2 separate regions of the Homo sapiens genome follow, and region 1 is linked to region 2. A link is a contact called in ENCODE Hi-C or POLR2A ChIA-PET data. All regions are on one chromosome and are shown on one strand. The core of a region is the stretch at or near the end of the contact, and the rest is flanking DNA. Distances in the headings are between cores, read along the strand shown.

Evidence for each region. A loop is a pair of places that touch in the nucleus more often than their neighbours do. ChIA-PET counts read pairs that join two places held with the same protein, here RNA polymerase II (POLR2A). Pooled maps may share reads with other maps.
Region 1: a map of chondrocyte shows a loop between it and region 2 (1.9-fold over the local background). The contact joins the promoter of GALNT9 here to the promoter of LINC02361 in region 2. A Hi-C loop is called at or near these places in 1 of 168 maps with a recorded cell type or tissue (chondrocyte) and 5 of 50 pooled maps. POLR2A ChIA-PET finds 5 or more read pairs at or near these places in 3 of 52 experiments (AG04450, activated CD4-positive, alpha-beta T cell and activated T-cell).

The regions. Positions count from the first base shown.
Region 1 is chr12:132,323,728-132,330,850 of GRCh38, forward strand. It overlaps GALNT9 (polypeptide N-acetylgalactosaminyltransferase 9), which reads right to left and starts at 5,862. Exons shown (of 11, transcript NM_001122636.2): 1 at 5,239-5,862. The coding sequence starts at 5,476. It overlaps LOC101928416 (a long non-coding RNA gene), which reads left to right and starts at 6,123. Exons shown (of 2, transcript NR_120467.1): 1 at 6,123-6,481. RefSeq lists enhancers at 1-163, 3,301-4,500.
Region 2 is chr12:132,188,445-132,195,322 of GRCh38, forward strand. LINC02361 (long intergenic non-protein coding RNA 2361) reads right to left here and starts at 1,251. Exons shown (of 2, transcript NR_146452.1): 1 at 735-1,251. RefSeq lists silencers at 1,102-1,581, 1,712-1,771.

The DNA.
Region 1 (7,123 bases), core at 4,612-7,111, 140 kb after region 2:
GTGGGGGCTCTGGCCGTGGGTAGTAACTATTTTTTCAGTTTTTGTAGTAAATCCACAATCATGGGGAAGCTGTGAACCTCGGCCGGGGCGGGGGCCCGGAAGTTAATGATCCGGGTGGAAAGACGGTCAACGCTGCTGCCACTGTGGAAGCGAGACCTGCCGGGGCCGGGACTGAAGCCTCCAGGGCGCTGCAGCTGTCTTCCCGGCCACGGCCACTCCGGCTGTTTGGATCAGCAACGTGGGACGTTGTAATACACGGAGGGAATTCAGGGGAGGGTAGAGACGATGAACTCAAGCTGGAAAGGCCGCCTGAACCAGCAGGAGCCATTTGGGAAATAAAACTCACAAATGAATAGGAAAAGCTTTCTGCTGGAAACCGCACTTCCTAGCAAGGAGAATTTCTCAAAGCGTTTCCAAAATGGAAACGCTTACGCAGAGCAGAGCAGACGCTTGGAAAGCCCTTTTTAGAAACCCACACCTGACACCCTCCGGAGCTCTCGAGGGAGAGTGTGCCGGAGCCGGCAGAGTGGGGGCCGCAGGACATTCCGAGACGCACGCGTGGCGGCAGCCAGGCATTGCCCGGGCCGAGCCTGTGCGCCTCCAGCCGCGCCTTCCGCACGACCCCGCGCGCTCCGACGGCGCTGTCTGTGAGCTCCTACCTGGCCCTCACTCATCACGCGGGACTGACGGGGCACGTGCTTTGTGCCGCGCGTGCAAGAGACGCTGTCCTCGTACGGCTGACCTGCCGGGGCCGCGTCCGAGACCCCGGACCAGCGGCTATGGATGGGACTAAGGCAGTGTGGGCCGACTGCCTGTCACTTGTGGCAGCGGGGGGTCTTTGGACTGGCTCCCCAAGTTCACGCTCTCAGCTGTGCAGTCTGCCTGCTGCTGAAGCAGATGCCATGGCCCCGGCTCTTGTCAGGGAGACACCCTCCCATCTAGACCGCCGCCCTCTGCAGCCGGGTGCAAGGCAAGTGTTGGGTGGCCTGGCATTCTCCCCCCACCGCCCCTTTCTCACCCCCCAGCCTCTCCATTCTGGTTCAGCCAGGTCTTCACTGGTGGTCACTCATGGTGCCCGGACTCCTGGCAGTGTTTTGCGTCCGGATTAAAGGTCTGGGACCCCACTGTGGCGAAGGCAGCCTGGGGAGATACGCCCCTTGGCAACCTGACCACCCCTTCCCCAAGCCCTCCAGCCCCACAGGAACGTCCCCTCAGCTGCTGCTCTGAACACACACTGGGGCTTCCCAAAGCAGGGGCTGCGTCCCGGTGGGCCCAGCTTGCAGACATGGCTGTGGGCCATGCACGGGCACAGCTTTATGAGATGCCACCCCACTTCAGACCTTGCTCTCCCAAGTTCTTCCGGCGTCGTGCTCATGTGGCCCCGGCTCAGGCCTCCCTGGGGGACAGGGCAGGCCTTGGTGGGGTGACGCCTGCTGGAGTCTCCAGGCTGTTCCCACGGCACTCAGTCACCTTCTACTCACGGGTGCGCTGGAGACACACAAGTGTCTCTTAAGTTCATTTAAACAAAACAATGAATTGTTTGGAGAAAAACCCTCTCGCTTGCTCACTGGACAGATATTCGTGGAGTGCTATGTTCACAGTACCGCCAGAGGCCTTGGGCATCAGAGCCAGGACCAGACAGACACAGCCTCGCCCTCAGTGGACACGAGCGAGGTGTCACACAGTCATGGGGGGATGCATGAGGCACGTGGGAATTCCTGAGGCTGGAGGAAGCCTGAGTCCATGTCCCCAGAGGGGGGGCCGTGGGCAGGATGAGCGTGCAATGAGCGTGCACCACACTCCAACCTTCTCTGACCAGCAACTGGCTGGCCACAGTGGGGCCTTCTGCTTTTTTAATGTAAACTTTTAGTAACTACAGAAACCTAGGTCCCTCTGAAACCAGCGCCACCTCGCTGGACCTCTCTGGGCCCCGTGGCCCACCCCGCTCCAGGCTCTCAGCTTTCCTGCTGCTCAGGCCCAGACCTCTCAGACCTGGGACCTGGGCTAGGGCAGGTCAGTGAGAGGGAATTCACACATGTGCTCTGAATTTTAGAAACAACCTCCCTCACAACCAACCAACAAAAGGAAAACTTCCCATCGCCATCCCTGGCTCCATCCTCCATTCAGAGCCTTTCTTCCTGAGGGGCAGGAGGGCCAGGACCGCGCCAGGCAGGGGTGATTCTCCTCTCCCAGCAGAGTGAGTCCAGCCGCTGCGACGCGGGCGACCGTGCTCCCTGGCGGTGACCTTCACTCGCTCCACGCCCACAGCAACAAACAGCCTGGCATGCCTTAGCGCTGCCCAGGCCTCGCATGGACACAGGGGTAGGCCCTGCAAGCGCCTAGAGAAAGTGGGGGCTCTTTGTCTCTCTCTCCCCTTCCCATCTCAAGGGGCTTGAAAATTTTCTTAAAGGCAGAAGGGTTTGAATGCCCAGACAACTGAATGGAGACAGTTCTTCCCCTTCTTTTCCTTGAGTTTAGAGGCTCTGAAATTTAGCGTTTATGAGACTTACTGTGTCTGCTGCGCACAAAACCATGGATGCTGTCTTTTATGTGCAACTGAAGATATTCAGAAGGGTGGTTTTTGTGTATAAACATTTTTTCCTTGCCTTGAGCGCTGAACTTAGAAGCAAACCTTGATGTACACATAGGAGTGACTACACAGAGCTTCCTTAATGAACATCCCTCTGGGGCCTTATGAATTTGAATCTGCACACATTCCTTAGGAGTTCTTTGCCAAGGTCAATGGATATCCCAAAGAAAGGCCACTGGACCAGCGGAGGCAGGGTGTGGGAAGAACTTTGGATTCTGGGCCCCTCCCCACCCCAGTGGCCCTCCCGCTCCTCCAGCTCCCATGAAGACGTGGACTTCCTTCCACCAGGCCCCTCCCAGCCAGCAGAGGAATTCCAGGAAGCAATCAAGGCAGGGAAAAGGGATCAATCCATTTTGTTTCGGATTTCCCCCTCTCCTTTCTGAACTCGGATGGATTAGTATCGAGTGGGAGCTCCCAGGAATCAATTTTGCATCCTGGGATGTCACATTCTGGAACAGGCTGTGATCTAAGAGCTGGCCGCCTCCTCCAGGGAGCTTCTTACACACCTTTTAGCACTGAGAGCCTGTGCCAACATCAGAGCGGGTAATGCTGTTTCAAAGGGCCTCATGGCGACAGACATCAGGCCTCTACGGCACCGCCCTCCCCGTAGGGCCCCACCGGGGGTGAGAGTAATTTTGGTGTCTCCCATCATTTCCTGGGGCAAAGATTGACTGACTCTTGGGTTTAGACACTGTGCCTGGCCTGCTGGTCACAGAGAGGAACGCAGCACAGCCTCATCACAGAGGGGGACGAAACTCGGCCTCATCAAAAGGTTGAGGGCAAAGACAGAGGCAGACAGATGGCAGGGGCCGTTCGGAGAAAGGCTGACAAGGGAGGACAGCTAGGATGAAGGAAAGAAGGAGAAACAATTTTAAAAGAAAGAAAGGAGGAAGGGGGAGGGAAGCGAAGAGGAAGAAGGGAGGGGACAGAGGACAGGAGGAAGCGGGATGGGAGAAGGCAGTGGGGGCGGTGGGCGGTGGGGGGAGACACACTTTCCCGGAATGCTTCCTTATCTCCCGCCAATGTCAGCAAAGCGGATCATGGGTCCTGGCTTTTTCCACCACCAAGAATCCCAGCCGATTCTCACCTTGAAGGGTGAGGCAGGGAAAACGACTCACAGGGCCGAGCTGCCCTCGTGGTGTTACACAACCTCAGTGTGCTGCCAATGTTTTTATGTAATCCTCTGGCTCTCCCCATAAAACAGACCATAACACCATGGCGAGCACACTTCAATAGAGCCATGTGCTATTGCCGGGCACACCGCCTTCCGGGAGATGAATTGCTCTGCCGGGCGGCTGGGCGGCTGCTTGAACTACTTTTCTCCCCTCGTGGCTCCAGCTGAATCAGAAAGATCAGAGAAGCCACAGAGCTCACCAAGCACAGCTCTGCGGGAAAGTCAGGGATTCTGTGGGTGATGGGAAGGCGCTCAGGAAGTCAGGGTGCTCTGAGTCAGACAAAGCTGGGACAACCCCTCCTCATGGGGATTCACCTCCCCCTCCCACCCCACGGCCTGTCTGCAGCCCACCCTCAAGAGAGGGTGTGGCTCCTGAAGGAAACGCAAGACCACCCCCCGCCTTTGCCCCCACACACAGCAGGCACATCCGGAGCCCCCGCCTGCCCGCGTAACCCCAGCTCCCGTCACCTCCCACTCGAGCCTGTTACGGATGCTTTCTGGAGGAGGTTTGCTGGGGCTGCCAAGGCAGAAGCCTGAATCATCGGCACGGAACGGAAAGCCACACCAGCTAGTGATGTAGGCACATGCAAACTTTCTCCTTCCTGGCGCCCCGGTGCAGAGTGGCCTTGGGGGCGGCTGCTCCTCCGGGAAGGTGGAGCAGCTGGAAAAGTGCTTGCTCTCAGCAGCTGTGGCCGCTGGCCCTGACCTGTGGTGATGCCGGTGCTGCTCCTCGGGCTGACCTACGTCCGCTCGTGATGAAACAGACCCACCGGGAGCTGGAGGCTTTCATGGATTCTGGGGCTCCCAGGTGCCACAACTTGGGCCCCCCTGGGTAATGAGTCCTGCCAAGCCCTGCATGATCCTCAACTCCATCCTCCCAGGAGTCTCAGGTCTCAGCTTCAAGCTTCTCCCATAACAACTTTCTAACGCGGCCTCGGGCACCCCCAGGACAGGGGGCCGCCTAGCCCAGTGGTCGAAGCATTTGGGGTGCCTTCGAACCTCAGGGGCAAAGGACACTGCACCAGCAGCCTCCCAAGTGTGGCGTCCCCACCCTCCTCTTTCCCCACCTTCAAGAGTGGAGGGGTCGGCGCAGCCTAAACCTGACGGCCCCCACTCCTGGAGCGCCAAGCCAGCCCCCCACCCCACACTCCTGGACCTAGGCACTGCCTGCTTCTAGAGCAGCTCCAAAGATCCTCTGCAGAAGTTCCCTCGGAGAGCAAGTTTGCGTCATTGTGGGGGCAGGGGGATTCCTCAAGTCTCCACTGGAGGGGTGGGTGCCCGGTGCGGGGGGAACCCAGGTTGCTGCCCGCTGCTGAAGGGGCTTCCGCGGCCCTTCCCTCTCCTCTCTCCTGTATATTCCCTCCCACAGGGGCGCAGAGGGGCGCGCACCCGAGGCCGGCCTGACCCATCGCGCCCGGGGTGGCCACTGTCCCGGGCAGGGCTGCCCCCACTCCGCCCCGGCGCCCCCGCTCACCGTTGAGCTGGTTGTAGACCACCTCCTCCAGGTGGTCCAGGCGCTGCAGGATGGCCTCACGGTCCCCCAGCGTGCCCACCTTGGCGTGTCGGCTGCGCACCCGGCGGTCGCCGCTCACGATGCGCACGAGCTCCTGGGAGCGGCCCTGCAGGCGGCAGTACACGGAGAACAGGACGATGCCCACGAACACCAGGATGTTCACCGTCAGCAAAGTTCGGATCTTCCTGGCCACCGCCATGAACACGGCTGCAGCGGGGGCCTCACCCGCGGGGCATCCCCAGCATCCCCGCCCGGGCCTGGGCTTCAGCTTCGGCTTCGGGGACCATGAGCCGCCCGGGGCTGCGGGGGCTGCGGGGCTCGGCCGGAGCTGTCCCTTCAGCACCAGCTCAGCGCGCCGGGCCACGGCCGCCGGGGGTCCCCCAGAGCGCAGAGGGCTGCCCGGGGCTGGGGTCGCGGGGCGCGGCCGGCATCCCCCGCTCAGAGGGCGCGGCCCCGCCCCGGGGAGCGGTGAGGGGGGCCGGGGGCGCCGGGGGGCGGCGGGGAAGGCGCGGGCGGGCGGCGCTCGGTGTCTGTGCCGGCTCCTGTCCTGCCCGCCCCGCAGCCACCGCGCCGGTGCAGAGTGACGCGGCCTCACCTCACCTCATCTGCAACCGCGGCCCCAGGACCGCCCCGCCCCGCCTCCCCCACCCCTCAAGGCCGCCCCCCGGGACCGCCCCGCGCGCCTGCCCCGCCCCCCCCACCGCGCCCCCCCGGGGACCCCAGGACAGCAGGTCCGGGGGGCGGGGGACGGGGGGCGGGGCGCGCGGGGTAGCCTGGGCCAAGGGCGCGCGGGCGCGGGGAGCGGGGGCGGGGCAGGCGCGGACCCTCCCTCCCCAGGACCCGCCAGACGCCCGGGGCCCCCAACGGCCAGCACGGTCCGAATCGACCCCAAGCTTGACCCGAGGGCAGCGGGGCCTCCGGGAATGCCTGGCCAGGGCGGTGTCGCCGGGAGTGAATGGGGGAGGGGGCGGCCGGGGCAGGACCCGGGTCAGGGCCACTCTGGTAGTCTCCTGCCCACCCCTCCCCAAGCCGAGCTCCCGGCCTCCCTCCCTCTCCCCCGTCCAGGGCTGAGGACTGGGGAAGCTGAGTCCCGGGACGGGTATGGGGGGGTTGGGGCTTGGGATGCAGCCGGACCTCCGGGAACAGCAGGGGGCCCTGGAGCCACCAGGAGGGAGAAGGCCCCGTCCCTGAGCCAGGCTCGCAGGTAAGACCCGAGGCCGCAAACCCCGGCTGCCCCCACCCCCAGCCCAGGCTCTGATCTGGCCCCACACTGGCGTTTTGTGGAGGAGACCCTGGAAGCCAGGGGAGATGTCAGCCAAGCCGCGCAGCACAGGGGCCCAACTTCCACTGGCAGAATGCAAGCACCCAAGAGGCAGGAGTTTCACCCAAAGGCAGGGTTCACCCCTGTGTTCCCAGAGATTGGACACATAGCTGGTGTTCAGTAAACATTTGCGGGATGAGTGAATAAATGACGGAGCATTTATTAAGAGCATGGCTGTGCTTGGCTCTCCATACAGAGATGAGTAAGGCAAGGGGCTTCACAGCTCTTGGCTGTGTGTGTGTCCGTGTGTGTGCATGAGTGTGCATGCATTTGCCTCTGTGTGCCTGTGTATCTGCATATGTGCATGTCTGTGTTGTCAGCACGCATGCATGTGCATGTGTCCACGTGTTTCTGTGTGCATGTCTGTGTGCCCGTGTGTGCATGTATCTGTGTGTGCATGTGCCTGTGTCTGTGTGCATTGTCTCTGTGTGTGTTCATGCGTGTGCATGTGTCTGTCTGTGCCTGTGTGTATTTGTGTATGTGTCTATGTATGTCTGTGTGTGTGTTCACATGTGTGCATATCTC
Region 2 (6,878 bases), core at 1-2,500:
GCGTTGCTCTGAACCGCTAGATACGGGGCTCATCAGAAACAGAAAACTGAGGCAGGAGGCCGTGCGGAGGACAGCCCAGGCCGCAGCGACGGCCAGCCCCACCCGCCAGCTGCCAGGAGCCGTCTGCTGCCCGGCCTGGCCAGCCCTGCTGGTGACCATGGCGGCCCATGAGCCAGCCCAGGGAGCCCCCATGGACCCAGAGAATTGTGAGGACCAGGAGCCCAGCGCTGCTTTAACCTGCTGCGTTTCGGGTGGTTTAGTTCCCGTGTTGTGCGTGGACGCATCGTGGCACGGGGGATTCTGCCCAGCAACTGCTCTGTGTTCTGAGACACTAAAGGCCAGTGCAGCGTTAGAGTCAGGCTGGAGGTGGGGGCAGGGGTGAGGAAGAGGGGACGAGAAGTTGGGGGAGGGAGAGGAGCAGGAGCAGGAGGGAGGGTGGGGCTGCTCTCTGGGCAGCCAGGCTCAATACACAGAGAAGCTTCCCTCAGTGGCTAAACCGGGCCAGGAGATGCTGGTTCCGGGGAATGAGCCCACTGCTCTGCCCTCTTCCCGTCCCGGCTCCGCCACCTCCCCAGCTCTGTCCTGATTTCACACAAACCCATCATTCCATTTCACTCCAGAGATGAAATCGGTTCTGCAGCTCACCCTATCCCCATCTTGAGCACCGCCTGAGGGCGCAGGTGGGGTCCCTCCCTGCCCAGCGGGGGATGGGGTGGGCGTGGGGGGGCGCGCACCTGGAGCTGCGCTTCCCTCTGGCGGCCTCCCTGCCCGGTGAGGGGCTGTGCCTCCGGGGTCTGTCTCCCGGCATTTTTCATATTCCACGGGGTTCTGTCATCCTGACTGTGAAGGGCACACGGAGCCGGGTCCTGGCCCATTTGACCGGCTCGGCTCACCCCTGCGCTGCCTGTTCGCCTGTGTCCGTCTGTCCGTCCATCTGTCTGCTGGCCACAGCTCTTCCACCCTCGGGGAGGTGTTCTTCCCCCTCTGCTGAGCCTGCATGAAGACGCGTGCGCTCAGGCCGGCGTCTGCAGTGTAGACACAGCTGCCTAGGCTCACTTGTGGTGTGGACGCTGTGCTGTGCCGGTGTTGCGCTGTGTCCGGTGCAGGCGCCGTCCTCTGGCTTCTCTGGGGTGTGTGCAGCGTCGACGCTGTCCCGGCGGGGCTCGGAGGGAACCGCCCGGCGTAGTGTGAGGGGCGGGGCCGCTCCTGCGGAGTCCACGGAGCTCGGCCGGCCGCGGGGGCCTCTTCGCCGAGGGAGTCGGGGCGGGGCCCGTCTTTCCGGGGACGGAGCACGGAGGAGACGCAGCGACGGAGGAGTCGAGGGCGGGGCCTGGGGCGGCCCTTCGCCCTTTTAAGTCACTGCGCGCGGGTCCCAGGCGGCGCCCGTCTCGGGGGCAGGTCCGCGGGGTGTGACGAATGTTCCCGCGGCGTCTCCCCGCCCTCCCCGGCGCCTCCCCCGGCCTCGGGCAGCCGCTTTCTGCACGGCACCTCCGAAGCCGCTGGGCGTCTGTAACCAACCTGCACGTTGTGCGCATGTGCCCCAGAAATTAAAGTAGAATAAACAACAACAAAACCAAAAGACCTTTTTACTTTGACGCAGTTTTAGATTCCCAGGACGTTGCACAGAAAATCCGGACGGATCCTGTGCCCTCCGCCCAGCTCCCGGGGTCACAGGCAGCCTCGGCTCCGACCCCGCCGGGCGCGCGGTGACCGGCTGTGCGGGTTCCAGGGGCGGATGTGCGCTTTGCCCGGCCCCTCTCCCGCCGCGCGGCCGCTCCTCCTCTCCGCCAAGGGCCGGTTCAGGCACAGGCCCCGCCGAGGCTGCCCCTGACTTGAGGGCTCACGCACCGGGCTGCTTGCGGCTCTGGACTATTGTGAATAAGGCCGGTGTGAGTATTTTACTGTAAGTCTTTGGGGACGTGTCTTCATGCCCCTTGGGTGAATCCAGGTGTGAGATTGCCGGGCCGGGGTGCTGTGAGTTACCTTTGGTTATAGGGAGGTGGTGACCCATGGTGGCTCCAAGTGCCCGTGGCCTTTCGTGACCCCGCCAGCAGCGGGTGGGCCTTTGGGGCGCTCCGAGGCTCGCCCGTGCTGCCCGTGGGTGCTTCAGCCAGTCCGGCCGCCGTGGCTTTCCTCTGCAGCCCCCGGTGCCTGCTGGCGTCGTGCCTTTCCGTGTGCTCGTTGGCCACGCACATGTCGAGGGGCCGTTCTGACGATGGACTGAGGGGCTCGGGGATAGCACGTGTCCAGCGGGGCAGGTCAGCCTTTCTCTTCTCCCCACAGACCTCAGCACAGCTCTGCACCTCGGAGGACTCGGGGAAGTTTCTGGGCCTATTTGGGCAATAGGAGAAGGTCATGGGCTGTCTTTCCAAAATTCACGTCCACCCAGAACCCCCGAATGAGACCTATTTAAAGAGAAGGCCTTAGCTGATGGAACATTAAGATGAGGCCACCCTGGAGCAGGGTGGGCCCTGAATCCGAGGCTGCTGTCCCTGCAAGGTGACGAGAGGGTGCAGGCGTGGAGGAGACACATGGGGGTGGGGTGAGGAACAGGCCACCGGCAGCAGAGACGGGTCAGGCCCAGCGAGGGAGGAGGTGGGAGGAGCCCCGGAGCCCTCGGAGGAAGCCGGGCTGGCACCTGGGCCTTGGACTCTGGGACTGTGAGGGAATCAATTCTGCCATCTGAAGCCACCTGCTGTGGTCCTGTGTTACAGCAGCGCTGGGCACAAACATGGGAGGGCCTCGTGATTGGGACTGGGGCATTCACAGGCCCGGCAGGCTGGTGAGCCGGTGCCTGGCAGGTGGGGAGGACATGGTGTGAGAGGCGGCCTGCGGGCCGGCCAGTGAGCTCCAGCACGGGGACTGGTCACCAGCCAGTGAGCTCCAGCACGGGGACTGGTCACCGGACAGCAGTGTCAGCGTGGACGGTGATCCCTCTAGAAGCCCTCCTTGTGTCTCGGGCCGGAAGCTAGGCACTGCACGCGCTCGGGAATGGGCCGCTGCTGTGAGGGAGAGCGCCCGCTGTGCAGTGGGTGTCAAATGAATATTAATAAACAAAAGAGCCAATTATCCTTCGTTGCAGACAAGTTTCTTTGCAGAAAATTTAGGAAATACAAGAAGCAAATAAAAAAATCAAAACCACCCAGGAATATAACAGTTATGATGTGCTTTTTTCCTAATCTTCAAAGCAAAGCTTTGGAGCCTGTATTATTTCTTGTTTGAATTAAATGCAGTTCAGAAGGAGAAAGTAATTTCCCCAAAGCTGCCCAGTGAGGAGAGGGCGCCCAGGTGTGTCTGCTGCTGCCCCTCTCTGCAGACCCCAGAGCTGTCCCTGCAGCCCTCTCAGAGGGGGCCCCCGCCCTGGAGTCTGCCCTTCACCTTCCCCTTGCTTCGACCAGAGCTAAACTTGCCTGTGATGACGAGGGAGTGTTTGGGAGACCCCCACGCTCTGTGTGGTTGGGCCCCTGGTCAACACCAGCCCGGCCTGCACCCCTGCTGGGGCCCTTCGAGGCTGCCCCGCTCCTGGGGACAGGCCCCCCCCGCATGCTGCTTCCTGTAGGACCCACTCTTGAAGTCGGTCTGAGCCATAAATGAGACTCATCAGGCAATGGGCATTTTTATTAGAGGCAAAATTAAATTCGGATGCCCAGGATCTCTATCAAGAGCAGAGAAAGGAGAAGAATGACGTGTGTATTTGTTCACTGCTTCCACCAGGAGCGCCTGCTCCCGCACCGGCCGCTCCGAGCCCCGGTCATCGGGCTGGGGGAGTGCCTGCACCCGTACTGGCTGCTCCGAGCCCCTGTCGTCGGGCTGGGGGAGTGCCTGCTCCTGTACCGGCCGCTCCGAGCCCCGGTCGTCAGGTGCCAATGAACCATGTCAAACAGATGACGTGGATTTTTCTGAATCTGCTGCAGAGCCAGATTTTAATTGAATCAATGGGAGAAGCAGGCCTGCTATTAAGTTTTATTAAATTCTATTTGCTTGTATCCTTGCCATTTAAAACATGACTGTTTAAAAAGAAAAAAATACTGGGCAGCCAGGCAGGGTTGAAGGTCGCAGGTTTGGGGTCACATGGATCTGGGTGGGACCCCCTGGGTCGGCCTCTGTGATGCGTGTGTCTTGTATGGAGTCATTTTACTCCTCCGAGCCTCTGTTTCTCCTTAAGTGGGCACAGGAGTGCTCAGTACTACTTAAGGTATTTGAAGAATTAAATGGGATTAAAATTTCAGCCGTATATAAACATCTTCCTCCCTCCCTCGTCCTCCTCCTGTGTCCTCCCTCGTCCTCCTCCTGTGTCCTCCCTCATCCTCCTCCTGTGTCCTCCCTCATCCTCCTCTGTCCTCCCTCCTCCTCCTCCTCTAAGGAGAAGAGAATGGTTGGCAGCAGTTTTCCCGAGTACCTGGGACAGGAGCTGGCGTTTCTGTAGACCTTTGCTCTGAAAGGAATCTCTTGTGCGTCCTGTCTTAGTCACATCTGTTGGACTGGGGGCGTGCTCTGCGTCTCGGTCGCGTCCGTCGGACTGGGGAGGTGCTCTGCGTGTCTCGGTCGCGTCCGTCGGACTGGGGAGGTGCTCTGCGTGTCTCGGTCGCGTCCGTCGGACTGGGGAGGTGCTCTGCGTGTCTCGGTCGCGTCCGTCGGACTGGGGAGGTTCTCTGCGTGTCTCGGTCGCGTCCGTCGGACTGGGGAGGTGCTCTGCGTCTGGGGGTTTTGGGAGAGCAAGTTGGGGGTGTGCTGGCCAGTGTCTGACAATAGGCTGTTGGAAGCGCAGCCGTGGCGTGTAGCATTGCCAATCATAGTGTCTGTATCTCTGTCTGTCTCTCCACCACGGACCGTTCCAGGCGACCAACACGCAGTCTCCAAGCTTGGAGTTGCCTGCTGTAGGCCCCCCACCGACTGCCGGAACCCCAGCTCCCAGCCCTTCCAGCCTGTGGGTGTTGGTAGGCGGTTTCGGCAGTTGTGAGCCTGGTCAAAGCCTCAGCTCTTCCCTCACTTGGGCAATCGGTCCTCCATATTAAATCCCTTTTGTTTGACTGGTTGGATCCCACCTGATACAATTGGGGTGGCCCCAACCAAGGACCTATGGTTACAAAACAGGACACAGAAGTCCATGAGGAGGAGTGATTGTGCCTTACAGGAAGGGACGTATCCACATGTGTCAAAGGGTTTAGGGGATCACGGTGGCTTCAGCACAGCCCACGGACGGCACAGCCTACAGATGGCACAGCCCACGGACTGCACTGCACGTTTTCCTGAGCCCAGGGACTGTGCTGGGGTCAGGGCAAATGCATGTCTCCATCCGTTTGGCATTTTGCTATTCATATAAAGGAACATCTGAGACAGGGTAATTCGTGAAGAAAAGGGGTGTAAGTGGCTCACGGGCCTGCAGGCTCTACAGGAAGCCTGGCACCAACATCTGCTTCCGGGAAGGCCTCAGGGAGCTTCTTCTCAGAGCAGAGGGGACGTGGTGAGGGAGGGAGCAGGGAGGGCAGTGCCAGGACCCTTCTAACAACCAGCTCCCTCAGGAACTACTAGAGTGGATGTTAGTTACCATGAGGACAGTGCTGGACTGTTCATGAGGGATCCACCCGTGACCCAAACACGTCCCAGCAGGCACCACCTCCATGTTGGTTAAATTTCTACCTGAAATTTGGAGGGGACAAACATCCAATCTACATCAGCATGTCACTGTGACTTAAACAGTATGGTTGGTTCCCATGTGGGGCACCCCTCTGAGGCAGGCGTGAGAGTCTAGGCCAGCAAGGACATCCTGGTGGCCACGGCCGAGTGTTGGCCATGCAGCCGTGCAGGGACCATCTTCAACAGCGACACCGTGTGGCAGCAGATGCAAAGGCAGCAGCGGACGTTGGGACATCTCCAGCTCTGCCCCACCCATGCAAGGGTGGGGAGCTCTTTGGATTACATGATCTCTAGGATTCGTGGGTACTTTCTCCAGAACAGGGGCAGTTCTCAAGAGGCGTGTGGCCACTTAGGCAGGTAAGGACAGAGGGGAATAGTCAGGGAAATAAGGACACTTGGAGGTGTATTTGGTGAAGCAGAGTGTTTGGCAAGTCAAAGTCATGCCTGTTGAAGAGTCTCCTGTCCGGACAGCGTGGACAGCACCTCACCTCCGCTGCCCTGCAGGGATCTGCCATCCCAGGTGCTCCCCTCGGGACTCCTCCTGGTGCCAGGGAGGAGGGGCTGGGCCAGGTGAGGCGGAGCAGCCATAGGCTTCCCTCAGTGGGAGGGAACACTCACCTCCCTGAAGGGTGGGAGTTCTACTGAGGATTCGAGAGTAATTTTCCAGGTGTCAGGTTTTCTGTGGGATCCTGTGTGGGCTATGAACCAGCCAGCTTTGACTTGCCTGTCAATTTGCCTAATGAATTGGTGTGTGAGCGAGCCGAGTTTGCACCTGCCATCCTCTTGGTCTAAACTACAGGCACTGCACGTTGCAAGATAAGGGACGTTGCACATCCTTCACCTGGGAAACTTCTGGACTCCTAACTTCACCTGGGAAACTTCTGGACTCCTGTGAGTCTGGCTGGGGGTGGGGGGGGTCCCTGGCAAGCCACTCACTTTTGGGGCCTCACTCACTGCCCGTGTTTTGCCTCCATGATCTTAGAATTTTGGCAAGATCTGGACTAGACAGAGGGCTGAGGCTTGGGCTGGGGTTGGGAGAATTCTCTGCTGAGAACAGAGAAACTGGGACCCCTCAGGGCTTCTTACAGGAACAGGAAGCAACGACTGGGGAGTCCCAGAGGAAGGCGTTGAGCAGAGGGGCCGTGTGGTGGGTGGGCACCCCAGCAGGCAGGGTGCTGGGGGAGGAACATGAGCCCCTGCGGGCTTTGGAAAGAGCAGTGAAGTACAGCCCCATTGCCTCT